Linked DNA regions of Homo sapiens: regions 2 and 3 are each linked to region 1. A link is an interaction called in ENCODE POLR2A ChIA-PET data of the cell type or tissue named here. Cell type or tissue: OCI-LY7. All regions are shown on one strand.

The links. ChIA-PET counts read pairs that join two places held together with the same protein. Peaks named below come from ENCODE experiments on the same cell type or tissue, not always from the same donor. Only the 100,000 strongest peaks of a DNase experiment are listed, where the experiment ranks them.
Region 2: POLR2A ChIA-PET joins it to region 1 with 6 read pairs; 2 of 35 experiments call an interaction of 5 or more read pairs at or near these places.
Region 3: POLR2A ChIA-PET joins it to region 1 with 7 read pairs; 2 of 35 experiments call an interaction of 5 or more read pairs at or near these places.

Annotation. Positions count from the first base shown.
Region 1 is chr4:77,914,951-77,919,950 of GRCh38, forward strand. All of the region lies in intron 7 of MRPL1 (mitochondrial ribosomal protein L1), which reads left to right. It overlaps LOC102724916 (a long non-coding RNA gene), which reads right to left. Exons shown (of 4, transcript XR_001741744.2): 4 at 3,449-3,527. Among named protein-coding and RNA genes, the nearest start is that of MRPL1, 55 kb to the left of the region's middle. In OCI-LY7, no CTCF peak of the experiment used is centred here; a DNase peak (open chromatin) is centred at 2,811; H3K4me3 peaks cover 1,589 bases; H3K27ac peaks cover 1,908 bases.
Region 2 is chr4:78,822,773-78,827,772 of GRCh38, forward strand. BMP2K (BMP2 inducible kinase) reads left to right here. Exons shown (of 16, transcript NM_198892.2): 2 at 3,265-3,383. All of the region lies in intron 1 of LOC105377299 (a long non-coding RNA gene), which reads right to left. Among named protein-coding and RNA genes, the nearest start is that of BMP2K, 49 kb to the left of the region's middle. In OCI-LY7, no CTCF peak of the experiment used is centred here; no DNase peak of the experiment used is centred here.
Region 3 is chr4:77,729,680-77,734,679 of GRCh38, forward strand. It overlaps CNOT6L (CCR4-NOT transcription complex subunit 6 like), which reads right to left. Exons shown (of 12, transcript NM_144571.3): 9 at 1,708-1,859. Among named protein-coding and RNA genes, the nearest start is that of CNOT6L, 87 kb to the right of the region's middle. In OCI-LY7, no CTCF peak of the experiment used is centred here; a DNase peak (open chromatin) is centred at 2,172; H3K4me3 peaks cover 451 bases; H3K27ac peaks cover 518 bases.

The DNA of each region.
Region 1 (5,000 bases):
TAAAGGTTGTAAAAAATAAAGGATAGCTACAGAGACTGGATATGGCCTGCAAAGCCTAAATAATTCACTATCTGGCTCTTGATTTGCTGACTTCTGATCTAGAAAGATGTTTTTTGGGAGAGTGAAATGGATTAGTTTTGTGTGTCTACTTACCTGTACAGGAGAGACTCTCACTGTAGTTAAATCATCTTGATGTTCTGTGTTACGATTCTGCATTTCAAGATCCATTTCTAGTATTGATGTAATACGGAATTGATCTTGAGTAGTTTATAGTTTTCCTTCTGTATCAATGTGCTAAATATGGTCAGTTGAATGATCTTTCTTAATTATTTAACTTGAGGATTAGTATCTTGGATATTAGAACTCAGCCACTACTGCCTTTGTATATCCAAACTGTGTATACTAATGCTCTTACAGTCAGCCAGTATCTAACATTTGTCAGCAGTACTTGCAGGTAAATTAGTTTTTTTCGCTTCTCTTTGCTTGTTTTTTAGATAGGGTCTTACTGTATCACCCAAGCTGGAGTACAGTGGCTTGATCTCAGCTCCCTGCCAGGCTCAAGTGATCCTCCCATCTCAGCTCCTTAACCCAGTAGCTGGGACTACAGGTGTGCGCCACCATGCCCAGCTAATTTTTGTATTTTTTGTAGAGACGGGTTTTGCCATGTTGCCTAGGCTGGTCTCCAACTCCTGGGCCCAAGTGATCTGCCCACCTCAGCCTTGCAAAGTTATGGGATTACAGGCACAAGCCACTGCCCCGGCCTTAGTTTTGTTCTTAATATTTCCTACCATTTGTATCTGTAACTTACATAGTCATGAAATTGGTTATGTCTTATGCTATCAAATCAAATGCTCATATCAGTGAAAATGTCATAAGATGATACGTTGAACATCATGAAGACAAAACAAGTTATTGGAATATGTTATTTTTTAATCAGTTATATTGCTATCACATAGACACCATTTATTTTCTCTCATAGCATGAAGCATAATTGGTTGGGATAAAAGCAAGCTGCCAAGAGATCAGATAAAAGGGAAAAGTCTTAGAGCATAAAACTGAAAATAAAGAGCTACAGAGGAGAAAAAGTACATTTCTTCAACCTTTTTCCCCCAATGGCTCTTTCCATGACATAGAAATGAAACTAAGGCAGATTCTCAAAAAATGAATTTGAGACATATGTACCTGGCCAATGTTTATATTCTAAATAGCAGTTTAATTTCAGATAGTAATTAAATAATTTTAAAAGGATTTATCTGAGTTTGCTATATAGAAAATAATATAGTCATAATTCTGCTATCCAGATAACTTTTGACATTTAAAAAATTTCAAATTAATATACATACATGGTTAAATTCAAATAATTCACAAAAGCATATTAAGAAACACTAGAACCCATTTCCCTGCAATAGTTTTCTTGTGGAACTTAAAAAACTTTTAATTAATATATGTACATGGTTAAGTTAATTTACAAATGCATATAAAGAAACACCAGAGCCCCTTTCCCTGCAATTGTTTTCTTGTGGAATTTCTATTTACAGTTTTATTTTTGTTCTTCCAGAAATATTAAGGCATAAACCTAGGCACCCTTATAAAATTCATTTAATTATATTATGCCACACATACTATTCTGTAGCTTTCTTTTCTGTGGATAAAAGTGTAGCATGGATGTCTTCAAATATATAGTATGAATGTCATCAAAGATGCAAAGAGATCTGCCACATTCTTTTTAAGGCCTGCATAGAGTTGTATTCTATCATATACCATAATCAGTTCCTTATTGATGGGCCTTTAGTTTGTGTCCCGATTTTTGCTATTGCAAATGATACTTAATGAAAATTTCACAAAGAAATATTGCCAAAATTCTCTAAGTATATCCATAAGGTAAATTTATAGAAATAGAGTATATGTTGAAAATTTTATTATATGAATTCCCAAATTACTTTCTAAAATGTTTATACTAATTTATCATTATCCAACAGTGTGTTAAAGTACTTGTATCTTTATACCCTCACTAGCATTGGGTATTATCACACTTAAACATTTTGTCAGTTTGAAAGTTGATATAGGTGTGAGTGTGAGCACATGTGTACTTTTAACAGCTTAAAAATTTCAGTGTGAACATTATCATTGTTTCTTTGGTTACAGTGTTATTCTCTTTTACCCCTTAAGATTCTGAATTTCCTCATCTGTCCACCATTCTTATTTCCTTTATTTTCATATTCCTAGCCCCACTCTTATTCTCCACAACTCTCTTTTTTGTGTATGCAGTCTCCTATTGACTCCTTTTACCATAGACCGTTTCTGACTCACCCCTACCATCACCTGCTCTGTTTACAAGTGCCTGGTAAATAAAATTGACAAGAGCCATGATCATTAAAAGTTGATTGTAAAATTGAAGTGTTCACAAACACTGAGATTGCCTGGCATTTGCTAACTACTGAAAAGAAAGCCTTTTCTATCCAGTAGAAAAGGGGACCGGTTTTTCTGACCCATGATACAGTAGGGATTTTTAATGTATCCTATGTATTTAAAAAATTATCCTTATTTTTTGACTTTTCTTAAGCTTTATTTTCTGATCAGGTAAAATTATCGTTAGCTCATTTAGAATCTAAGCATAAAAAAAAACAGAAAACAACCAACTTAATATGTAAATTCTCTTTAACAAATATGTAAAAATACTGGCTCTGATCCAGACACAATGCTGGTGATACAAAAAGATTATGACCTTTTTTCCTCAAGAAAAATACTTCTCGTAGGCGAGATAGATATGTAAATAAAGTACAGGAAAATGTGGTGAGTATAATAATAGAAATGTGTATATTGGGCTGGGTGCAGTGGCTCACACCTGTGATCCCAGCACTTTCGGAAGCTGAGGTGGGCAGATCACCTGAGGTCAGGAGTTTGAAACCAGCCCGGCCAACAAGGTGAAATCCCTTCTCTACTAAAAATACAAAAATTAGCCAGGCATGGTGGTGCATGCTGTAGTCCCAGCTACCTGGGAGGCTGAGGCAGGTGAACTGCTTTAACCTGGGAGGCGGAGGTTGCAGTGAGCCGAGATGCGCCACTGCACTCCAGCCTGGGCAACAGAGCGAGACTTCATCTCAAAAAAAAAAAAAAAAGGTATGTGTTTATATATATACATGATATAGAAGTTACAGAAAAGTAGCAATGATTGTTTGGAGTAGCAATGGAACAAGTAGGTCAAGGATGGGTTCTAGGAGGAGTTCGAAAATATATACCAGGTAGATAAAGGGTCGTTCGTATTTCAAAATAACATGCATGATGATCAGTGGACCACACATTATTGATTCAACTGTTTTAAAGAAACCAAATAACAGTGATTTAACTTTGATAGAAAGTTAATTTTCTCCCAAGTTTAAATTGGTTTTCAGCTCAGGGCTTCTTCGCTCCACAGGATTATCCAGGGATCAAGGTTTCCACCCCACCTCTTTTTTGTTGTTGCAGTCTTCTAGGGTTTTTTTTTCTATGTGGTTGAAGCTTGCTGACTACTATGTCTGAATTGTAGCCTGTGTGAAAGAGGCAAGAGGAGATACAGAATAAGCAATTTCTTACAAGCATGTGAGCTATTGCTCTCATCACTTTTGCCCCATCCCATGGTCCATAGCTTAGTCATACGGCTTAGCTCAAGGTCTGTGTTTTGTAGCATCTAGGTGGGTGATCATGTGATCATATACCTGGCTAAACTTTATTAAAAGAAGAGGGGAGAGATTTGGGGAGAAATTAAGGTTTTGCCATACCTGAGGAAGAACCAGGAAACCTAAAGGAATAAGAAAATAGAAGGCAAGAATTTTTTTGTTGTTGTTATATCCCCAACTCCTAGAAGAGTGCCTGACATATAGCAGGTACTCAATAAATAATTGTTGGATGAATATATATATATGTATGAATAAACAAAATTTTCTAATTTAAGATCAATTAGAAATTATTAAACAACATTTCAAATTATATAGTGAATCAGTGGGAGAGCTTTTGTCTACAAAATTTAACCAATGTGAAACTAAACTTTTAAAAGTGGAGTAATATCGCTGGAATTGTTGGAATTTCACAAAATGACAGAATTAACTGTCTTGTCCTCTATTTATTATAAAAATATTTAGGCAGGTGTATAGTTTGATGTTACTCAAGAAAGTTAAAACGTGTCCAAATACTGTAGCATTAACCTGTCAGAATAGAGACTTTGAAGTAATTTTCAAAGGGTGACTGTTAGTATTTTATAACATACCACAAATCCATTTTATATTAGCTGTGAGGCTCTCAGAACTTGCTTTGTTTTTTTTTCACTGTTAGATTTCTTGCATGATTTAAAATACTTGGCCTTCAGCCTGCTTCTCCAGAACACTTCTAAGTGTAATCGAAGGCCACTTACATTGTTGCTGGGTTTTCTTCACTTGTTCTTCATTATAAGATAAGAGTTCTTTCTAATTTTCTATAAATGTTGACTATCCCATTTTACAGAGGTATATATAATACCTTTCTGTTTGTCAAAAACTAAAATGTTCTTTCCTTTCACTTTTGTTAATATTGACTACCTCACATATTTCAAAAACAAAGAAAAGTGATAGCATTGTAGTTGAGGTTTCTTTCATTTGCTGAGAGTGGTAATCAAAGAATGGAACTTTCCACTAGGAAAAAATTACTTAAGCTATAAAATACGGTATATTAGGACTTGTCATAAGAAGTATTTATCAACAAAATAGGGCATGGCTATAGTTTAAAGAAAAATTTAAAATGTGTTTATTTGCTTTTTTTAGCCTTTCATAACATTTAATACCATAATAAATTACATAACTCTCATGACCTATTATATATATTCAAGAACCTATAAAATATATATATTCAAGAACCTGTAAAATCAGATCCATGTTATATATATATATATGTGTGTGTGTGTGTGTGTTTTCTAGTAGCAATTAGCAGACTTTTATGGCTGAATCCAGTTGGGTAGAGTTTCATAAATATAGAAGCACTTACTGTAGTTT
Region 2 (5,000 bases), 910 kb after region 1:
TGATAATATAGTCAAATTCTAGATAGAAGTACCTGAGTGAGTGATGAACGTGAAATTGGGTTGGTCATGAAAGAGTTCTGTGAGGAAAAATAAATACTTAAGAATTTGATAAGCTATAGATTGGTGGCAAGTATTACACCCCTCTCTTGGACTACTATAGTGTCCTAACTAGTTACCTCCCTGTAAGTGCATTCTTCAAACAGAAATAATATTAGCTTATCAGAAAATTATTGAAAAGATAGTACTGGGGAAAACATAAACATTTATTACATTTTATTCTCAAAGCAGATACAATTAACGATCACTGTTTACCATGTTTAGGTAGAATTTCTTTCTTGAAGTTCAACGTATCTTCTGTGTTCAGAAAACTTAACATTTGATAAGATCTGTCTAAATTAGGGTTAGTAGAATTGGAAAACTTTGATTTTGGGAATGGTTTTTATGAAGAAAACCTACTTGATACTTGTTTTTCTCATTTCTGTAATTCATAGGGATAAAATCACATTGCTCTGTGGGTGAGTAAGAATAGGTATATAGGATCCATGGTTCCTCTGGGAACTTACTTCAGTGACTACATAACTTGGTTGTGCATCAGAACCATTTGGGGGAACTCTTTTCCCTCTTCCATCTAATAAACAATTTAAAACATATACAAGAGTAAAATAGTATAACAAGTAGGGAGATTTTTAGTGCTCTCTCTCTCATATATATATATAGTTTTGTATATATAGTTATATATAGTTATATATATAGTTATATATATGGTTATATATATAGTTATATATAGTTATATAGTTATATATAGTTATATATAGGTATATATGTAGGTATATATATAGGTGTATATATATATATAGTTATATAGTTATGTCTGTATATCTGTATAAATATATAAATGGGGCCCCATTATAGGCCTACTGATTCAGACTTGGGGCCAGAATTTGGAAACTGTTCAAGATAAATTCATACACAGACCACCTCAGGCAATTCTGATGCAAAGCTATGTTTGGGAAAGCATTGTTATAGAGGAATAATCTAGACCTAGATAGATAAATGTCTCAAAACAAATGCTATTTAAATGATTTCTCTCAGCTGTACTCATACTGCCTCTTTATCTAGATAAATTCTTTCTTTCCACATTTTCCTTAGTTTTTGTAACCAAATAAAATTATGGTAGTTTAAGTGGCCCTTTCTATTAGGTCTTCTACTTTCTGGCTTGTTAATGTTTACATATGAAATTAGTGCTAAGTGAGTTTCTTTTAAAGTAATGCCCTGCATTGTTAGAGATTTTACGTAAAGTACCTTTCCCAAACATCATCATCATCTGATTTATTCCTAGAACTGCCTTGTGGGGTGGTTGATTTGATTTCCCTAACACTATACATGTGGAAATCCAGATCTATAAAAGGGAAGTTGTGCAGTTTCTTATAACTGGAAATGGAAGTTGTAGAGAATCTGGAAAGAGTATGTACTGATTCTGGAGTTTCCTAGGAGCTTGTATTAGTCTGTTCTCATGCTGCTAATAAAGGCATACCCACAACTGGGTAATTTATAAAGGAAAGAGATTTAATTAACTGACAGTTCCATGTGGCTGGGGAGGCCTCACAATCATGGCAGAAGGTGAATGAGGAGCAGAGTTACAACTTACATGGTGGCAGGCAAGAGAGCTTATGCAGGGCAAATCCCATTTATAAAACCATTAGATCTTGTGAGAGTTATTCACTACCACAAGAACAGTCTGAGGGAATCTGCCCCCATGTTTCAATTATCTCCACCAGGCTCTGCCCTTGACGTGGGGATTATTACAATTCAAAATGAGATTTCAGTGGGGACACAGCCAAATCATATCAGAACTCTTTTCCCCTATTATGTATTCCTAATAGTTTTTTTCCTTTTACAACTCTGTATTGATCTGAGTGCAGGTGACTTATTATTGCTCAGGATGCTGCTTTTTAAAGGCTATTAAATTAATGCAAGTGACATACCATTTTAAAAAAAGTAATTGAGCTATAGCATATTCTGTGTCAAGATAAATTTTAAAAACTTCATGTAGAAATCTTTGTTTAGATGTGACAGAATTGTTCTTTAGAATACCTACCTAGTGCTTCAGATAAGATGCTTTCTCAGCTGCAGTTAACAGAATTCCCAGCCAGGCACTGTGGCTCACACCTGTAATCCCAGCACTTTGGGGGGACAAGGCGGGCGGATCATGAAATCAGGAATTCGAGACCAGCAGCCTGGCCAACATAGTGAAGCCTCGTCTCTACTGAAAATACAAAAAATTAGCCAGGTGTGGTGGCAGGCGCCTATAGTCCCAGCGACTTGGGAGGCTGAGGCAGGAAAGTTGCTTGAACCTGGGAGGCGGAGGTTGCGGTGAGCCGAGATTGTGCCACTGTACTCCAGCCTGGGCAACAAGAGTGAAACTCCATCTCAAAAACAAAAACAAAAAAACCCAAAAAACAGAATTTCCATATAAACCATGGCTTAAGTAATGAAGACATTTACTGTATGAGTTCTAGAGGGAGGTGGTTCCAGAGTTGGCTGATTCAGTAGGCCAAATGTCTGTGTTTTGGATCATTTTCTTTCTGATTCTTTGTTCCATTATGGCCATAGATGACTGCATTAGGGCTAAACATCATAGGCAACAAAATCAAAAAGCAAAAGAGCAGGGCCTTCTCTACCAGTCTTTTATCTATGGAAAATCATTCCCTGCAACTCGGGCTGACTTTACATGTTCAATTAGCAAGAACTAGTTACATACCCAATCCTAAATCAGTTACTGATAAGGGGAAATGAGATTCCTGTGATGGGCTTAGAATAATATTGGTTCATCTTCTGGAACTGGAGGAGGGAAGCACCTATCTGATCCCATTGATGTCTCATGTTGAATAACGTCAGTGTTTTGTCATCCAAGAGGGAGATTCTGATATGTAGGCAGTCACTTGTATATACCAAACTTTAGTAACATAATTGTGACATTTTTCACTATACTACATAAAAGGTATTCTAGTGCAAAAGGTGAAATTTTAGCCTTTAAGAGAGAAGCGTCTTCATTCGAGAAGCATATTTTCCTCTAAGTACTACTTCATGATTGACTTAGGAAGCCAGTGTTTTGGCATTTAATCTACTAGTAGCTTATTGCACTTGTTTTTGTCTTGGGTACAATCATTGTTTATTTTCCTCCAATATGCTCTATGATTATATTACATGATTTTGGCATTTGTTTTTGTTTCTTTTAAATTAATTGGTGCTTTGTTTTTCTAGGTGGATTCTCCACAGTTTTCCTCGTGCGTACTCACGGTGGAATCCGATGTGCATTGAAGCGAATGTATGTCAATAACATGCCAGACCTCAATGTTTGTAAAAGGGAAATTACAATTATGGTAAGTGAAGGAGTAGTTCTCTTTCAGAAATTTTGCAAGTTTTTATTTTTTATTTTTCTTGGGATGGAGTGCAGTGGAGTGGCACGCCCAGGCTGGAGCGCAGTGGCGTGATCTCAGCTCGCTGCAACCTCCACCTCCCAGGTTCAAGCAATTCTCATGCCTCAGACTCCCAAGTAGCCAGGATTACAGGTGTCCATCACCATACCTGGCTAATTTTTTGTATTTTTAGTAGAGACAGGGTTTCACCATGTTGGGCAGGCTGGTCTTGAACTCCTGACCTCAAGTGATCTGCTTGCCTTGGCCTCCCAAACTGTTGGGATTACAGGTGTGAGCCACCGTGCCTGGCCTGTTTTGTTTTCTATAACATTAACCAGCTTTTAGGCAAGCTGCTTATTTATAATAATCTTTGAAGATCATTAAATTAGAAGATAATCTGGTAATTTGCAGTATAGTTGTCCCTTAGTCTTCTATGGCGATTTGGTTCTAGGACCCACTACGGATACTAAACTCTGCAGATGCTCAAATCTGAGAATGCTCGAGGCCCGTATGTAAAATGTAGTATTTGCATGTAACCTACACACATCATCCTGTATACTTTAAAGCTACTCTGCTTTCTTTCTTTTTTTTTTCTTAAATACTTTTTAATTGTGGAGTATTTTCAGGATAGAAATATTTACTGAGTTATATAGTAAACACCAAGCTTGTTCATCATCCAGCTTAAGAAATTAAACCCTACAAATACTGCTGGAGCCTTCTTTGTGTGCCTTCTCAACTGTATCCCTGTATAGGCATACCCTGAAGATATGAGTTTGGTTCCAGACCACTGCAATAAAGTGAATGTTGCAAGAAAGCAAGTCACACAGTTTTTTTGGCTTCCCAGTGCATACAAAAGTTATGGTTACAGTTTTTATCTCCCCATTTTAGACCAATGTTTCAGTTGCCTATTCTACTTCTATATCAAACTATTACTCTGTGGAGAACCTTTCTCTGCCCCATTGTTGAACATTATGGACTGTACATTGTGTTCCTTGGTCTGAAGAAATGATAGTTGGCCCTCTAACTCCATACACTGTCTTATCTTTCTTTCTTTTTTTTTTTATGGCACTCTGAGCATTTTTGTATTCCATTGCATAAGCAAAGCCCGGTCCAGAGTCAATGTCTATTCCTCTCAAGACCTATTCGTAGCCCCCTGAGGGCTACCAGCATCAGTCTCACTTGCCAGCTATGTTCAGGGTCTTCCTATCAGGGAATCTCATCCATAGCCATTGGTAGTCTCTGTCTGTCTTGCTGACACTTAGAACAGTTCTCACTGGCATTACGTGCCTGTGAGGGTGCAAAAGGAACATGTCTTTATTCATCCTATGTCTGCACTGCTGCAGTACCCCTATGTGTGCTCATAGACACATAGCACACCTGCTTGCTGATTCCAGTGACCTTCCCAATCTGGAAGGGAGTTCTTCTGATGGGCACTGACTTGTTCTACTTTAATGCACCCCTCAAATTTCCATAGGTTGTGTGGCCAGGCCATTGATTACTGCCTGTGAGTCAGTAAAAAAACCTCAAACACAGGGGCTTCCACCACTGTTCAGTTCTGCCATTACTGTAAAAACAAAACAA
Region 3 (5,000 bases), 190 kb before region 1:
TAGTTTTGGGTCAGTAATTTAACCAGATTCTTTTGGGAAGTGAAATATTCAACTAGAATATCTCTAAGGTTTTTTTTTTATTCCTATAATTCTATGTTTTTTAATTCTGTTAAAATAAACATTAACATAGTACTTTCCAAATGGTAGATGGAATACATTAAGATTTTTGAAAATTAAACATAGTTAACATTTACTGACAGATGTCCATAAAATATTCAAGATATAAAACTATTAATACATATACTCACATTCTGTATGTTAGTAACTCTATAGAGAAATCAACAAGAGCTATAATCTAGAGTATGAATGACATGAGGGATCTCTCACTTTTTACTTTACATACCTTTAAACCATTGGACTATCCGTAAACATACAAATTTAATTTTTCTTTTATAATTTCTATAGAAGCGTCTCAAATTTTTCTATTGGAATATAAGCTTTGGGGGAAAAGACCTAATTTTCTAAGTCTACTAGTTTGTTAAAGTTTCTTTCCAGTCTCACCAAGCTATAATTATCTTCAATGTTGAGAAAATAAGAAACTGAAGTATCTGTTATATCTGACATAGTCACCTTAAAAGCAATTTGATCATAAATGTCTGTAGCCAAATCTTCTAAGCGATCTTCTTTTCCCAGTTTTACAGTGTCACTTTTAGCTATAGATTAAGTATTCACAATATTAAAAATTTTCCCCTTCAAAGAGCCATAAGCACTATATTACTAAATTCCCCTTCTATGAGTACAAGAGATATGTATTTCAGAACGTAAAAGTCTCTACTATTTAGAATTACTCTTCCGCAAATTAAAAGAGGAGTAAAACTCCAAAAGATATTCTCCACAATATCAGAAAAAAAAGTACCAAACTTTGGGAAGAATAAGATTGTAAAGGACATAAAGGTAAATAAAAACGGAGGGGCTAAGAAAAGTAAAAAGTCCAAAATTTCATATCAAAGATTACCTTTGATAAGGAATAAATTGAAGTATGGTGAGAAAAGAAGGTTTGACACATATGCATGGTCTGAATAATTCAAATCAATACTCTAGTCCAAAATAATCTTTTCCTCTACAAAAAGTACAGGGGAAAAAAAGCCCTGATGTAGTCTCACTCCTTTCTTGCTTAAAATGTACTAGTAAACAGTGAGATGCTCAAAGGCAGGCAGTAAGAAGGATAAAAAAGGTCTGTGTATGAAGTACATAATGAGTTTCTGACTCTGAAGGAAGCTATAAATAATCTAAAATGCTAAAGTAAGTACCATGTAGATAAAAGATCCTGCTCTTACCCTGACAATGACTGAGATATAACAAAGAAACTAGAGGAAATGTGCCAAGTCCTTAACCTTAAAGACAAAAGAATCACACTCAAGCTAAAAATATAATTCAAAAAGAGGGCCAAGTCATCATAATTTCTAAATTCAGCCTAACCAAAATATTCCCTATTTAAAAGAACTGTTTGGGATTAATGGCATATTAAAAAAGACTTTACATAGATTATCTGGTAAGTAAAAAAGACTGTGATAGAGAGCACAAAATATCCCAACAAATATATGATGCTTTACACAATGGTGCTATTTTCCTGCCCATCTCCCTTAACTTTCCTCAAAAGAAAATAACTTTGCAATAAATAACGGCAAAATTCTCTTCACTTGTTTTGAGATGGAAAAACTTGGGATGGTGTTTATTTTTAGTAAGAATATTTTACATTGCACTCACCTGCTCCAAATAGTTCTTTGTGGACCTCTAATACCACAGCGACACCAATGTTATCTTTTGTCATCACTCTGTTCAGCATAGCTTCGGATCCATCTGAATTAGCCATCGCCACTTGGTTAAATTCCACTGTATGCTTCTGCACCAATGTAAATCTAAAAGGTACATTATTATAATTTTAGGTACCTAGACTATCATGCTGAAAGATATTAAATGAAAGAAACATGACATGCATTGTCTCCCTTGTCATTTTCTAGCTGCAAGTGACCATGTGATACAGTTCTGGCCACTAAGACACAAGAAGTCTGATTATTGTAAAAAGTTTCTCAGAGGCCCCACCTAACAAAGACAGCATATATATCCCTTCATGCTTTTATACCTTGCCCCTTACAGCTAGTGCTCGGAGAAATAATAACCATCTTGTGACCATGAAATAAGAAGCAGGAAGGCAAAAGCCAACCTTCTAAAAATGGGGAAGCAGCTGAACCAGTTCTGGACTGCCTATTTCTGGACTTCTTGTGTGAGAAAATCACCCTTCCCTCATTTGTTTAAGCTACTGCTAGAATTTTCTGGTATTTAAAGGTGCACACAATCTCAACTAAGTTAATGAGAAAAAGATAAAAAGAATACAATCCACCTACCCTGTTTGTAGTTTTATTTCTACCACATCAAGATATTTGTCAACAAAATACAGGGGCACACCTTTATCTCAGCTAAAGAGTAACTGATTTTTCCATCTGACTTTTACTAGAAAGTTGCAATGGGGTATAAGTATTCTGAGAAACAGATTCTGCAAGATGAAGAAATGACTCTCTCTGTGATTATAGCTTCTGCACTAATAATTTTTTCTTTCCTTCATTAATGCCAAATTATTAAGCATTGTAGAGTTGTAGGATTTAATAGAATTGGTTTAGTGCTGACATTTAATTGCAGTGGGATGTTGGTGAAGTCATTTAACCTTTTTCAGTCTAATTTTATTAATTTGTGAAATATTTATAAGTAATCAAAACCTACTAAATACATTACTTGCACTAGGTGTTCAGTGGAGAGAAGACATAGTCTTGTAACAGATCCCCTCCTCACTTTCCTTCAAGCTTTGAAAACAGAAGCTAGTTTCTGTTTCTTCAAAAATATTGACTTACTATGCCACAGGATGCTGCACTAAATGAAGCAATATTCCCTTCCCTCCTCCAATTCTGAACGTGTCAGCTGGACTGACAAGTGTAAAGGGTCAGTTTATGTGCCTATTTCTAACCCAGAGTGCTTAAAGTGACTATAGTTTCTACCCTCTAAAGAGGTAATCTATAAGCTTAAATATGACAGATGAAAGTTACTAAGGTGAAGAATGGGGTTAAGAGCATCCCAGGTAGAAAATGTGAAAGGTCCTGAGACAGCAAAAAGCACTGCAAGTTTATGTGTTAGAAAAGAATGGAAGGGTATGAAATGATGCTGAAGAGGAGAGATAAAAGTTCTAAGCCAGGACATGGTATCATTTGATTTATGTTTTTTAAGATCACTTAGCTGCTCAATTAAAGAACTGATAACTGGGAAGCAGATTAGAAAGTTTGTGAGGTTATCTGAAAGAGAAATGATGGTGGCTTGAACAAAGGCAAGAGAAATCAAGAGGAGTGAGCAGTTTCAAAATGTGTCCTATAGACAGGATTGACCATTGTCCATATCAGACTTCTTCAAACAATTTTAAGCTGTGGAATACCTTTTACAGTTTCTGGTGAGATTCCCACAGATAAAACAGATAAAAGCAGCATTATGTTAGAATAAATCAACCACTGAAAACAAGCAACCTATTTTGATGAATATAAAAATTTGAAATCAGAGGACAGAGATGATATAGTTTTATATCAGTCTCAGTGTCCAATTTTTGTATTTTGTTTTGGTTACAGAGTATTATTAAAAATCCTGATTCACACAGCTATAAATGGTAAATAACTGGCCCTATACTCAGAAAAAAGAAGCAGACATGAAGAAATTTGATTCAGAGGTCTGCACCAAAAACAAGTTAACTAAGCAGTACTTTATGAACACGTTAATGATTTCCAAAATGTTAAAACTTGTATTTGAAACATGTGAGTGAACATGTTATTTTCAAATTACAGTTCAATTATTCACATTTAATTTTTGAGATATCTTCTAAATATTCACAGAACTTCTATGGTATACTTACAGGAACCTAGGATTCTGTACAAAAGTCTTAAAAATCCTGTTAATTATAATATTTTTATAACTGGAATAATTTTACTTCTACCAAAGCTAGGTCATTCTTTGGGGCGTAGGGGCAGGGGAGCATAGGACTCTAATTAAAAGAAATAACTAAAATTTGCTTTCCTGTATTCTTCTCCCATTTTTTCCATTAAAACTAGATCTAGATCTTTTCAAGAATATACATTAAATCTAATTTCTCTTCCAAATGACACCACTTTAAATATCTGACAATAGATGTCAATGCTCTCCCACCCTCCATGTCTTCTCCGGAAAAGAAACGATCAGTTACACTTACATGATGTGTGATGTTGTTCATCTGAACAATTTGTTTAAATTTGCTCAACAAATTTAAATTGAACTGACAACTGGGTCTGTCTTTTTGAAAAGTTCATTTGAACAACTCAAGTTTACCCAAAGGTGCAGTACCTATAACTGGGCATAAATGAACTACAGCCTTCTTCATTTTTTAACTGTATTTTCATTAATAAAGACTAAAACTTCACTTTGGGGAAAGTCATATTGTAAGCCAAACAGGAACTAACATATATCTGAAATGTTTTGATCTTTTTGCTCTTAAACCAGGTCTTGTCAGTCCTGCATTTATAGGTACTTCAAAACAAAAACGTGGAAAAAATGATACATTAAATATGTTTATTGTAGAGATATGAGAACAAAGAAAACTAAGTCACTTATAACCCAATACCTCCATTTAAAAGTTAATATATTTCCCCAGACTTTTCTCTACACACATACACACACATATTTTTACGCATTTAGAACAATACTATTCTATCAGGGACATTTCCTATAACATTTAATATTCTTCCAAATCAATTTTGATGACTGGATTATAGTCCACTCTACAGATTCACCATAATTTATTTAACCTGTGTTGGACATTTAAGTTACTTACGTATTTTAACTAATGCCGTAATGAACATTGCTACATATATTTTTCTGTGGTCTCAGCTGATTCTTGTCCCTCCCTCTTTTTATTCCTTCCATTAATAATCTAAGAGCGGCAATCTTTACCTCAGTTAAGTATCACTTCATGAACATCTGCTCATTAGTTCACC